2 separate regions of the Homo sapiens genome follow, and region 1 is linked to region 2. Evidence: chromatin contacts called from ENCODE Hi-C or POLR2A ChIA-PET data. All regions are on one chromosome and are shown on one strand. Each heading gives the region's core, a stretch centred on a gene start or an enhancer-like site at or near the end of the contact. The rest is flanking DNA. Distances are from core to core; before and after follow the strand shown. Region 1 has its middle 19 kb from the start of AMOTL2. Region 2 holds the start of LINC02004 (long intergenic non-protein coding RNA 2004).

What was found. Hi-C counts contacts between places; a loop is a spot of excess contacts on that map. ChIA-PET counts read pairs that join two places held with the same protein, here RNA polymerase II (POLR2A). Pooled maps may share reads with other maps.
Region 1: a pooled map shows a loop between it and region 2 (5-fold over the local background). The contact joins the enhancer-like site here to the promoter of LINC02004 in region 2. A Hi-C loop is called at or near these places in 1 of 168 maps with a recorded cell type or tissue (transverse colon), 1 of 37 single-sample maps with no recorded cell type and 1 of 50 pooled maps. POLR2A ChIA-PET finds 5 or more read pairs at or near these places in 5 of 52 experiments (H1, T-cell, WTC11 and 1 more).

Annotation. Positions count from the first base shown.
Region 1 is chr3:134,389,806-134,396,719 of GRCh38, reverse strand. No RefSeq gene overlaps it. Among named protein-coding and RNA genes, the nearest start is that of AMOTL2, 19 kb to the right of the region's middle. Within about 2 kb of position 4,204, at least 5 of the 41 ENCODE cell types and tissues checked have a DNase peak (open chromatin) inside an H3K27ac peak, as active enhancers do.
Region 2 is chr3:134,312,289-134,319,001 of GRCh38, reverse strand. It overlaps LINC02004 (long intergenic non-protein coding RNA 2004), which reads right to left and starts at 5,426. Exons shown (of 2, transcript NR_146711.1): 1 at 5,385-5,426. RefSeq lists an enhancer at 4,714-5,287.

The sequences.
Region 1 (6,914 bases), core at 2,955-5,454, 79 kb before region 2:
GGGAGAGGGGCCATCCATGGGCATCCAGGGAGGTGAGACTCAGGCTGCACAGAGGTGCGGGGCAGCAGAAGCCCCAAACTCGGAGAGTGGGAAGTTACGCTGTTGGGCGGAGTCAGAGTAGGAGCACAGAGGTTCCCCTGAAGGAGGCCGGTGTCACCTGCAGCTTTCCCTAGTGCCCAAGCTGAGGTGAGGGTGTTCCCCACAAAAGCAAGCTATTCTTGGCAGGTAAAGACACACTCATACCTCACACAGCTACCCTGGCTGTGGGCATGGTAGCAAATTGACTGCTGGTTCTGCTAACCAGTTCAAACTCTGTCAGCAGAGCTTGTCACTTTGTAACCAGGCCTGGACCATATTATCTACTCCTTCTTCCATTCAACGGATATTTATTGTGCCAGCACTCTTGTAGTGTCTGGAAATCGTGGTCCCCGGAGCTAACATTCCAGCGAGGAGAACAGACCATATGCAAGACAAATAAGTGAACATACAGTGTCTCAGGTGTCGGTAAAGTGTGGTGGAGAAAAATAGAGTTGGGACAGGAGACAAAGAGACAGGAAGGGGTACGGACAGAGCTGGGAGGGACTGGGAAGGAAGTTGCACAGAAGTTCTAGTGTGACCCTGCTCTTCTTTTGTCTCCTATGATGGTCTTCCCCTAATCTTGTAGCCGACAACAAAGAATCAGGGTGCACTTTGTTGCTCCCCTGCGGTATCCAAGAGCCCAGAGATGAGCCAATACCACCCGAACTGAGCACTTTCCTCACCTCCCTTCCAAAAGCCAGTCCTGCTAATCCTACCTCCTAACCTTAGAAAGGTCCTATCCAGAAGTCTGTCATTATTCTACCTTCTGTATATTCAGGTCTGCTTCTCCACACATGATCACGCTTCAAAAATTCCCATGGCCCTGCCTCTTCTCCTGTGTTCCTCACCTATCATGCCCTCCTCCTACTCAAACACTTCACACTCAAAGGTGAAACTCTAACCCATCCATTTCCAGAATCCCTCCTTGCCCACATCAGCCCTGTGGACCTCTCTTCCTGATCTCTGATAGCACAGTATACCTGAGCCCCATGATTGAGGCAGTGGTCTCCTGACTGTTGATTTGGTGCCTCCAGCCATCCTGGTTGTGCCTCCTGTGTTTTTATCTCTTCTGTGTCCCTGAAATGCAAGTTCATCTGAGCAAACAAAAGGTACACCACAGATATAGCTCATTTCTCCCTTAAAAACAAGGCTTTGCTTTGTCTAAATGTTCTTCTCTCCATCTGAGAAATGAAAAAGGTTTGGAAAATTCCAGCATGGGAGTGTTCAGCCTTATTTGAGTTGTGCAAGTGGGAAAAAATGTGCTTTTCCCAAAATTAAAAAAATTTCCCCAGCCTTTCCTCTGAAAGCAATTCACAAACCTCTGAGACCAGTATGTAAGCTTGCCAGTTTCTTCACCTCTCTGAGGAATGAATTGTCCTCCCATTTGTATGTCATGGGCACGCATGCATTTGTGGGCAAAAGAGGAGAATGGAGTCAGAGTGGAAGTTAACCAATCTTGAAAATGAAGCATGTGACAAGTGGAAAAGGCAAGCTCTTTGATGCCCAAGTCCCCTGGCTTTCCAGTGTACAAAAGAACCCACTGCTCAACAGCAGTAACCCCTGACTGTTTCTATTCTTCCTCTGCATCTATCCCAGTGTTTCTTCTTTCTGATGAAGGCAGCTGCCATGTTGTGAGTTGCCCTGTGGAGAAGCCCATGTGTCAAGAAACTGAGGGTGGGCTGGGCATGATGGCTCATACCTATAATCCCAGCACTTTGGGAGGCTGTGGTGGGTTGATCACTTGAGGTCAGGAGTCCAAAACCAGCCTGGCCAACATGATAAAACCCTGTCTCTACAAAACAAAAAAAGACAAACAAAAAAAACACAAAAAAATTAGCTGGGAATGGTGGTGAGTGCCTGTAATCCCAGCTACTCGAGAGGCTGAGGCACGAGAATCACTTGAACCTGGGAGACGGAGGTTGCAGTGAGCCAAGATCACACTGTACTCCAGCCTGGGTGACAGAGCAAGAATCCATCTCAAAAAAAAAAAAAAAAGAAAAAAGAAAAAAGAAGAAAAGAAACAGAGGGTGGCTTCTGGCCATTCAGTGAGGTCCTGAGGCACTCGGTCCAACAGCCTGCAAGAAACTGAATCCTGTCAACAACCATGTGAGCTTGGAAGCAGATACTCCCACATTTGAGTCTCCAGATGAGACTGTGGCTGCAGCCAGTGCTTTGCTGGTAACTTGTGAGAGATGCTGAGCCACAGGACCTAGCTAAGTGGCATCCATATTTCAGATCCATGGTAACTGTAAGTTAGTAAACTTTGTTGTTTTAAGCCACTAAGGTTTGGGGTAATTTGTTATGAAGCAATAAATAACTCATATGCCAACTATGTGCCAGGCACTATTCTTGGCTCTGGGGACAGAGCAGAGGACAAAACATACAGCATCTTTGTGCTGACATAGCCGACATCTAATGAGGGAAGGCAGATGATAAATAAAGCATGTCGACCACTTTAGTGTCCCCCAGAATTCATGTATTGGAAACTTAGTCTCCAATACAACAGTACAGGGAGGTGGGGTTTAATGGGAGGTGTGTAGATCATGAGGGCTCCACCCTATGAGTGAATTATTGCTTGTAGGCTGGGAGCAGTGGCTCATGCCTGTAATCCCAGCACTTCGGGAGGCTGAGGCTGGCAGATCACGAAGTCAGGAGATAGAGACCATCCTGGCTAAGATGGTGAAACCCCATCTCTACTAAAAATACAAAAAATTAGCTGGGCGTGGTGGCACGTGCCTGTAGTCCCAGCTACTAGGGAGGCTGAGGCCGGAGAATTGCTTGAACCTGGGAGGCGGAGGTTGCAGTGAGCCGAGATCACGCCATTGTACTCCAGCCTGGGTGACAGAGTGAGACTTCGTCTCAAAAAAAAAAAAAAAAAAAAAGGCTCGCAGATGTGGATTCACTCTCTCTTGCCCTTCTACCTTCCACCATATGAAGACATAGTAAGAAGGCCCACACCAGAAGCCAGAGCCTTGATCTTGGACATCCCAGACGCCAGAACTGTGAGTAGTAAATTTCTGTTCTTTATAAATTACCTAGTCTAAGATATTCTGACATAGCAGCACAAATAGAGTAAGACAGTGACAGAGAAAAATAAAGCAGTGAAGGGAATTGGGGAATTGCCAGGGTTTAAGGGTGAGTGGTGAGGTGGGGGTGATAGTGGTTGTAGCTTTAAATAGGGTGAAGAGGAAAGACCTCTCTGAGAAGGTAGCATTGAGCAGAGACCTGCAAGTGAAGGAGTGAGCCATGAGCTATCTAGGGAACGAATGTTACAGACAGAAGAAACAGTCTAGAATGAGTTTTTGTTTTACTTAGCAAAACAAAATTCAGAGAAGGAAACTCTCTTGGCTCCTCTGTTTAGCCTGTAGAAAAAAAATAACTAAGCACTAGCAGCTCACCAAAAATGCATTTTAACTTCCCTCCTGCCCACAGAAAGAGTCAGAAGTCAGACAGAGATAAGCTGTGTTTCCGTTTTCTTTCTTTCCTACATCCTCAATATAGGCAGTTACACACCTTGGCAGGTGGGACCTCTGTGATTTTGAGGTGGTGAAAGAAGCAGTCTAATGCCTTCTTGTCCTACCATTTACCTTGGTGCGGTTTTCCTGCTTGAGTTGGAGTAGAGCATGTAGGGATCGGGGAGCTGGGGCCACAAGCTACAGGAATACCAGCTGGAGAAGACTTGCATGGCCCAGCTCACTCTGGGATCCTTGGGTCCACCCATTCACATTGGGCCAGACCCCAACAGGGGTCTAAGAAATCCAGCCAGGACCACTCTGGCTGCCCAGGGATGGTCAGAGCCAGGGACACTGATGACCACTCACTTCTATCCACACAGGCCTGAGGCTTATCTGAGGAATTCAAGGAGAGAGCAGTTTCCAAATGAGTTGCCCTTTGAAAAACGTAGACCTAAGAAAGTTATTCTATTGTGTAAGTGAGAAGGGAGAGTTTGGGTTGGCCCACTGATCCTCCTTCTCCACACCACTGTGCTCAGAGTGAGGCTGGACATTGAGATTCTGACACCACAGCTGCCTAGGGGAAAATCTGATTTGTGAGAGGAACAGCCAAGAGCAGCTCCCCTTCAGAAATTGGACCAGAGCCAGATTTGACTCTTTGGCCTAAGTCAGAATCAAATAGCTGCCTGTGACTTCTGCCAAACACTGGCTTGACTTGATGCCTCTCACACCCAAGAAAAAAGGGATGTGAACTTTCCATCCAGCTCAAGTCCTCCAGCTCTTCACAGTGTCCTACCTTGGAACCCAGGGTACTCTGCCTCTTTGCAAACAGCAGAGAAGTTTGCAATAAAGACCTTTCCCAGCCAACAAAAATGGGAAGCTTTTGTTACCATCTAGATATAGGAAACACTCACAGAGCAAAAGGAAAATGACCCCAAATGGAAGCACGGAGGTGTAGGAAGGAATAGAAAGCAATAAAAAGGGTCAATAGATGAGAAATTCCAAATGATTTACTCATTACAATATGTAAAAAACAGTAATAATATTTTGTGAGCTTTAAAATATATATAGAACTAGGCTGGGCGCTGTGGCTCACACCTGTTATCCCAGCACTTTGGGAGGCCAAGGCTGGCAGATCACTTGAGGTCCGGATTTCAAGGCCAGCCTGGCCAACATAGCGAAACGGCATCTCCACTAAAAATACAAAAATTAGCCAGGCATGGTGGCGCACTTGTAATCCCAGCTACTTGGGAGGCTGAGGCAGAAGAATCACTTGAACCTGGGAGGCAGAGGTTGCAGTAAGCCAAGATCATACCACTGCACTCCAGCCTGGGTAACAGAGAGCAAAACTCAGTCTCAAAATAAAATAAAATAAAATATATATGGAATTAAAATACATGACAAGAACAGAAAAGATGGGAGGGGAGTGAGTTACAGTGTTCTCAAGTCTTTACATTGCCCTGGAATTGCCAAAAGTATTAATTTACATTAGACTTTTTGTTGTTGTTGAGACAGGCTCTCTCTCTGTTGCCCTGGCTGGAGTGAAGTGGTGCAATCACGGCTCGCTGCAGCCTCCACGTCCAGAGCTCAGGCAATCCTCCCAATTAGCCTCCTGAGTAACTGGGACTATAGGCATACACCACCACACCCAGATCATTTTTTTATTTTTTGTAGAGACGAGGTCTCCCTGTATTGCCCAAGGTGGTCTCAAACTCCTGGGCTCAAGCAATCCTCCCTCTGTGGCCACTCAAAGTGCTGGGATTATAGGCTAAGACTTTAATAAGTCAAGGCTACATGTTGTAATCTCTAGAGTGACCATGGAAAAAAATAGGAAAACTATAACTAATAATCTAAGTGGGTTGGAATAATAAAAATACTTAATCCACAAGAAAGCAAGAAAGAAGAAAAACAAAATATGTAAAATCAATAAAAGACAAACGGTAAGATAGCGGATTTGAACGCTAGTATATTAATAATTCACTAAATATAAATGGGCTAAATGTCCCAATTAAAATCAAAGATTGTCAGACTGGATCCTTTTTAAAGGAAACTAACTCAGGACACCCTTTTGTCTGCTCCACTTAACCTTAGCCCTCTTACTGCTTGAAGGCTGACTTGATAGCTGGAAGTGCAGTGGTTATCTTACAACCATCAGGCTAAGTCTAGACGCGGTGGGCAAAGAAAGGAGGAACAGAAAGACAAAAAGAGCTGGGACACTAAAGATGCCGTGGAGCTGCCACACCAGTCCCAGTACCCACCTGCAGACTTCATGCATTATGGAAGAAAAATGAATCCCTTACTTAAGTTTAAGCCACTCTTAGTGTGGCATCCAATACTCATGGCCAAACATGATTCCTACTATACAAGGCTTAGGACATTACATCTGCAAAACCCACTGATTATTTGATACTAACTTTACCCCATTTAAATCCACTGGGTTGCATTCCACCTACAACTGATAGTAATCACAGTGTGACCACACTGCAAGAGATGAGACCACTGGACCAATCAGAACACAGAAGAGTTTAGCAGACTGGGACCAGCCGCACGCATATCCTGTGAGTGCCCACTTCTCAGACTCAGAGGGATATTGCTAGGGTACTTTATAAGCACCTTAAATGAGTTAGGGGGGAAAAGTGGCTTCCTGTAGGCAGCCACAAATCAAAAAGTTATATGGATCATCCCATGACAAAAACGTCCAAGAGTTAATTTCACTCCTTCAGCAAATTTTTATAGAGCACTTACTATGTGTCAAACATTGTTCTAGTCATCAAGGACACAGACACAAACAAAACAGGCAAAACTACCTGACTTTGTGCTGTTTACATTACAGTGGGGAAAACAAACAATAAAACAATAAATAAGTGAGATAAATAATATGTAGAATGGAAGTAAGTCAGTGGAGGAAAAAAAAATGTGGAAAAAAGGACAGGGACTAGAGTATGTTATAATTTAAATAAGGTGATCAGGGAAGGTTGTGCTAAAGGATGATGTTGATAAAAGACCCAAGGGAGTGAATAATAGACAAAGACAGGGACAGAAAGCTTCAATCTTCTCATCCCCAAAGCAAAAGGAGAGAATCCCAGATAACATGACTCATCCTCATGAACAGCTTTGGCAGAGGGTGCCGCTGGCTCAGAACTGCCCTTGAGTCTTAGTGAGGGAAACCTGGCACATGGGAGGTCCCACTGCAGTGGAGAGAGGTGAGAATTTAAAGAACTGCTCCATGAGAAGGTAATTATTGAGCATGTGCTGGACACCATTAGATATACAACAACCTTATCTATGAGCTAAGTTCTATTACAATGCTTATTTTGCACAAGCTGAGAGTGAGGCTCATCTTTTTGTTCTAGGTGGCAAAACCAGTTAGAGAGGAGAGAAGTT
Region 2 (6,713 bases), core at 4,177-6,676:
TTTGTATTTTTTGTACAGACGGGGTTTCACCATGTTAGCCAGGATGGTCTCGATCTCCTGACCTCATGATCCCCCAACCTCAGCCTCCCAAAGTGCTGGGATTACAGGTGTGAGCCACTGTGCCTGGCCAAATTTTTTGTATTTTCAGTAGAGATGGGGTTTCGCCATGTTGGCCAGCCTGGTCTGGAGCCCCTAACCTTAGGTGATCCACCCACCTTGGCCTCCCAAAGTGCTAGGATGACAAGCGTGACCCACTGCACCCGGCCACATAATTGACTTTTTTAAAGGCTAGAGAAAGTCACATTTCAAGTAACGCTGTACGTGAATACCCCTTTCTCTGCAGGTCCACCAGCATTCCCAGTCTTTTTATTTTTTTCAAGCTGACCTAACCATTTCACTAACTGCTAGTGATTTTTCATATGTTTTTGGCTCTTTGAAACTGCCATTCCATAAATTGCATTTCTATTGAATCTTTTATCTTTTTCTTGGCAATTTGTAAATGTTCTTTGTGCCCTTTGTCCTCTGATTTATAAGTATGGTTTCCAAATCTGTTCATCTATTCTTTGTGCTATCTTTTGCCACAAAAATTTAAGATTCTAATCTAGCCAAATATGTTTATCTTTTATTTCATAGCTTCTGGGTTTCTGGTATTTGTTAAGGCGTCCCCCCACCCCAAGTCTTCATTGTCCAAGAAGGCTGCTAGAGCTCTAGTCATCACATCTGCATTACAGGCGGCAGGATGGAGAAAGGAACAAGAAAGGCACTTCACCTCCCTTTGAAGACATCTTTGCAGATATTCACACACAATAATTCCACTTGCATGTCACTGGCCATAACTTAGTTATGTCTACATAGTAGCCATAGTTAGCTGCAATATTGTCACCACCATCTTTGAGAAATACAACCTGCTATACCCACACTTAGAACCAAGAGCACTCTTGCTTCTCAGCATTCAGTAGACAAGCTGAGACCACATGCTGCTGAGAGAGAGCTGAAGCCTGGGAACCCACCTCTTACCCTAGAACTTAAAGTATAATTAAAAAATAATAATAATAAATTAAAAAAAGAGAGGGAGAAAGGGCTTCTCTTCTGGCCCTCAGGCATCATGCTTAAGACACAAGGCCTACTAAGTCACAAACAGCCTACCGGGAGGATCGCAGCCCTGAGGCTTCTGTGAGCAAAATCCCAGAATGACTGCAGTCTCCAGAGGTGTCACCTCTACCTCAAGCTCCTCTCCCTCAAGCTCCTCTCCCTCCAGTGTTCTCCCCAGGGGATGGGCAAGAGTTTGTGGCTGGGTGGAGAATAGCTAAACCTGCTGGCATGCAGGGCTGATGGCTTCTGAACTATGGGAAATACCACTAGGCATTTCCAGGCAGATGGGGGCTTTAGGGAATTACTTATGATTCATGCCAGTCTGCAGGGTATGTCTGTGCCAAAGAGAACAACACAACATTGGAAATACTTTCTAACCAGAATCACTCACTCCCTCACTCAGTCACTCACAAGCCCACTTGTCATTCATTGAGGACCCAGAGATGGGGCTAGGCACATCTATCCAGGCTTTCTTCCTGCAGTTCTGTTCTCAGTTGAAAAACAACATCAGTGGAAGAGGTAGGCCAGTGGAGAGCAGCTGGGCCATGAAGGGAAAGACAGAAAAAGTTCATAAGCTGGCACACAAGAGCCGCAGCCATCCTATGGGGCAATGTGGACCCTGAAGACTCGCCTGCCTTCAGAGGCTGGCGCCACCACATGCCTCAGCCTCACCGAGCCTCAGCTTTCTCATGGAGGAAGTGAGAGGGTAATCCCAGACCTGCCCCAGTCTCAACATTGAGAAGTGGGGTGATGTGGGGAGTCTCTCCAGATCAGCATACTCTGCTCCAATGCTCCTGTTGTATTAAAAAAAAATCTTTGAGGCCGGGCGCGGTGGCTCACACCTGTAATCTCAGCACTTTGGGAGGCCGAGGCAGGCAGATCACCAGCTCAGGAGTTCGAGACCAGCCTGGTCAACATGGTGAAAACCCGTCTCCACTAAAAATACAAAAATTAGCTGGGTGTGGTGGCATGCGCCTGTAGTCCCAGTTACTCAAGAGGCTGAGGCAGGAGAATAACTTGAACTCGGGAGGTGGAGGTTGCAGTGAGTCAAGATCGTACTACTGCACTCCAGCCTGGGCGACAGAGCAAGACTTCATCTCAGAAAAAAAAACAAAAACAAACAAAAAAAAAATTTGAGAAAATTATACACATATTACATCTTTGTCATTAAAATATCCAGGAAACACAGATAGGCGAAAGGAAGTCAAAAACATAACTGTTAATTGTAGAGGAAAGAGCTGTTAACATCTGGACATAGGCTTTTTCAGCATTTCCAGTACCTAGATATATATTTTAATTGGCTTATACTTTATATATGGCTTGGTAATTTCCCTTTTTTTCACTCAACAATATGCCATGAGTTTCTTTCTACGTCAATAAGCAAACTTCCTCGACATATTCTAATGTTTGCATGACATTCTGTCAATGTGTTGTATGACTAATTTTTCCTTTCCCTGGGGTCTAAATATGATCTAGCACAGAACTGTTACTGATCCTGACTTTATTTAAAATTTTGATGTTTGGTTCACCATGGATTAATCTTTATTTTTAAAAAGTTGCATTAAAATATTACTTGTCTTGATTATGGGGTTTTGGGGTACCCCCTACTTCAGTTGCTTCACCCTCATTCCAGCCCTGTGTCATGTAGATACTCCATACTTTATGCCACTAAATGTTGGGATCCTTGAGTTGTTTCCAGTATTCCAGTTTCTCTGTCTCTGTATTTCCAGAATCCAGTACAATGCCTGGTGCCTGGTAAGCACTCAATAAATATTTGTTGTATGACTGAATGGACGGATGAATGAATGAATGAATGAATTGGTGAAGGAAGGAAACACTGCAATGATTATTTTTGTGCCTAAATTTTTGTACACATCCCCTGAAGGAAAAGGGAATGGGTGTCAAGAGAGGAGGAGGAAAGGCAGAGGCCTTAATGGAAGGACAGCACAGGACCAGGTGTCCACAGCACAGTCCAGGGGAGGCAGCAGTCTGAGTCATGTGTGTGTGGGCGTGAGGCAGGGCTCTAGTGGGCTGGAGTTGCCCTCTCAGTTTATGCACTATCCAAGCCCACCTGGAACCCCCTTTGGAAGTCCCCAAATGGAGCTATCACTACTGCGGCGTGGCTCTAGCCCAAAGAGCTGGAACCAAAACACGGCCATATCCCAGCTGTGTGACTAGCACATGCTCACACAGAGGCGGCACACACACCCAGCCCCAAGAGCCTCCCTCGCACAGGCTGACTCAGAAACTCACTTGGAGACTGGGCTGCAGGCCCGCTGGCCGGCTTACTTCTCCAGGGGTGCCGAGACTCTGTGCCCCCAGCGTAGAGCTGCCTCTCCATAGCAATAGCAACAGGGGGTTTTCTCAACCCTAACCAACGTGTGGAATTTTAAAATAACAAAGCCAGAATCCAAGAGAGGAAATTCTAAGAACATGAAATAAGTCAAAAAAGCAGAGGTGGCTGTTTATTTTCCATCGACTGCTTCGTCCTCTGCCTCCCTCCCTGACCCCAAAGGCTGGGGGAGGGGTCCGGATTCAGATGTCAGCACCACAAAGCTAAAGGAAACCCATCTTCCTGTGTTTGCCAAGGAACAATGCTGGAGAGGCCATTCCAAGGCCTGCACTTTTCCTCTGCACATAAGAATTTAGGTCCCAGTGCATTCATGGGACAAAGAACTTCTGGATATAAACATTTCTGTTCCATCACTCAGTGACATTTGTGACACACAGAGACTAAGATCCCGTGTGGCCTCATGTGCTCAGATCCATACTGACCCAAGCCGAGTGAGGATCTAGTAGGAGATTTACAGTCCTGGCCCCACCTTTCAGCTAATCAGCTGAAGGGTCTGATCTCCTCTACCACCCCAGTGACAACCTCCCAGCTCTGCTTTCTGTCCCTGCCCTCCGAGCTCCCATTAGTCCTTTTCTGGATACTGCCCAAGTTCAGCCTTCCTGGCCCTGACCCTCCTTGCTTCATTCATCCTGTTCTCAGCCCATGGGCCAATCTCCCATGCTGCACCTGCAAGCAAGGTCCTTCTCTGCTCCAATTCCTCCTTGCCCACAGCATTGGGTGCCCTGGATGTATTCCAGGATCTTTATGATGCCCTCTTCCATGCCAGTCTCATGTCCTGCATGCTACCACCCCCAAATCAGGGAAGGACAAAAAGCAGGAAGTTCCATGACCAGACCCACATGGTCTTCCCCTTGGGAAGGCCCCTCCGCAGGGATGAAGAGCTGGACAGCTGCCTTTTCGGAACCAGAAATCAGTACTACGAAGGGGAAGAGGAGTCAGTCAATCAGGCAAGGTGCTGAGAGACCAGCCAATGTACACAGAGCGCCTACTAGGTGCTAGGCCCCACACCAGATGCTTATGGGCATTATCTATCAGTCCCCACAATACTCCCACAGCAGCGTGCTGAGTCCTGATTCTCTTCTCACTCTTCACGGGCCACTGCTGTGCCTCTCGCAGAAGAGGGGCTCCATAGACCAACCAACATCATGAGTGGACTGAGATGGACACCCTGACCCTTACTGTGACTCAGCTGGGCCTTTGGCAGGCATGGGGAGAGGCCAGGAGCAGACTTATGCTCTGTTTGGGGGCCAATCGCAGCACAGGCTCTTCCTCTGCACATAAGGTTCCCTCTGTCTAAAATACTCTTCTCCCATCTTTTGGGCTGACTCCTACTGATCTTCCGTGTCACTCTGCAGCTTCTCCCAGGAAGCCCTCCTGGATCTCCACCCCCAATCTGTGTTATTCCTCGGTGTTCCCCCACACCCTGGGCTTCCCCCAACTCTCCCTCGGTGTTTCAGAGACTGTCTTGAGGATCAGAATGTCAGCCCCTCAAGGACAGGATGACTTCACCTCTGTGCCCCCAGAATTAATCTCAGGAACTGGCACGGAGCAGAGGCTCAGCAAATATTTGTTGAATGAGTTAAATGCTGTTAGGTATTCAGTCACTCCCTGGCCGATCAGAAAGCACCTAATCCTAAACTAGATTGTCCGCTTTCCCTCTTCTCTCCCCAGGTCTTGCCCTTCACAATGTGCCCCCTAAATGGGCACATTTTGGGATCTGAACCCTGTGCCCCTTGAGGCTGATGATGGAGAGGGGCACGTCCTATCTCCTCTTTGAGCTACTGGCCTGGCTTTCTCAGTGCCTCAGCGGACCACTGCGGGCTTCCCTCCTTTCCTCCAGCGCGACTGGTCTCGCCGCACCCCTGTCCGGTGCCTCCTGCGAGTCCCTCCTGGTCGCGGCCCTCGGGGCCCTGTCCTCCACCCGGACAGACGGACGTACCGGGGGCTTGGGGAGAGGGTGGCACAGAGCGGGCCGGCGTTCTCCAAGGAGAGGAGAACAAACTTGTGCGCTCAGAGCGCGCAGTGAACACCCTGCTCACATTCCTGCGCCGGCCGGAATGCCGGCCCGGGACCAGCCAAAGGCCGCATTCCTTGCGCCGCGGCCAGCTCGCAGCCCCGGCTCCTGCCCCGCCCCTGCCCGCCCCTACCCGCCCCCAAACCCGGCCCCGAGCCCTAGCCCTTGCGGGCGCCCCCCGGCGGCTGCCCCACTCCGCTCCCAGCCCGCCTTTTGGATCTGAGCGTCCCCTCTCCCTCTTCCCCGGGAAGCGTCCGGCTTCCCCACACTGCTGCTTCCATTTCTGCAGCCCCACTCCTCCATCGCTTTTAGTTTTGTTATTTGCTCCCAATGAAAACAGGTAAAAACCTTCCACGGCCCCTCAGAACCTTGGTGACAAACACCCCCGCCCCTGGGCGGCTTCATCTCCCGGGTTCCCCGCACCCCGCCTGGGCGCGGCCCTAGCCCTCTCTAACGCCCGCACCCCCTGGAGCTCCCGCCGGGGCTCCCGGCGCCTAGGGTCGGCTCCCACGCAGGCGCCTCGGGCCGGAGGCCCCGCTGCAGCCTGGGCCCTGCCCGCCTTGCCCAGAGGCTCTGCGGAGGGCTCAGGGAAGGAAACGCAGTCCGCCCCTGTCCCTGCGGCTCTGGGTTGGAAACTGTGAGAAAATGGGTCAAAGTGGGTCTGTAGGAGTGTCCACCCGCCCCGCCGGATAAAGCGCCGCTCCCCCGTAGTGAGGATCACGCTCTTGGGGAGAGTTGAGGCCCCAAGAAAGTCCATAACCACTGGGCTGGGGGTTTCCACGACGGTATAGAAACCACTCAGATCACACACATCAGCTGACACACACAGCTGCGCTCACGTGGAAACACCACGGAATCAAGTGAGCAAATGGACTTTTCCCTAAAGCCAGACCACAGGCCTGCGGAAGTCCCTGCCTTCCCGCAGGGACTCGAGGCGGGAGTGTGCGATGTGCGCTTGCCCCTGCAGGGGGCCTTGCCCAGATTCTTGGCCAGTGTGTGCTACCCAGGGCGGGCAAAGCATGGGCTTTCACCCATTTTCCCAGCTTGTTGACAGGGCGCTTTCTCAGTGGGAAAGGTGCCACGGCCTAACATCATTTGCGTGGGGAAATTTGCATGTTTATCAGCCCACAGACCTGTGAAGGACTCACCCTCTGGATGAAGTGACACCTGGGAACCCAGTAATGCAGCAAGGCATGCCTGGAACTTGCATTGCTCACCATCCGGAGCCGTGGTTTGTGCTGCCAGGAAAGGCGG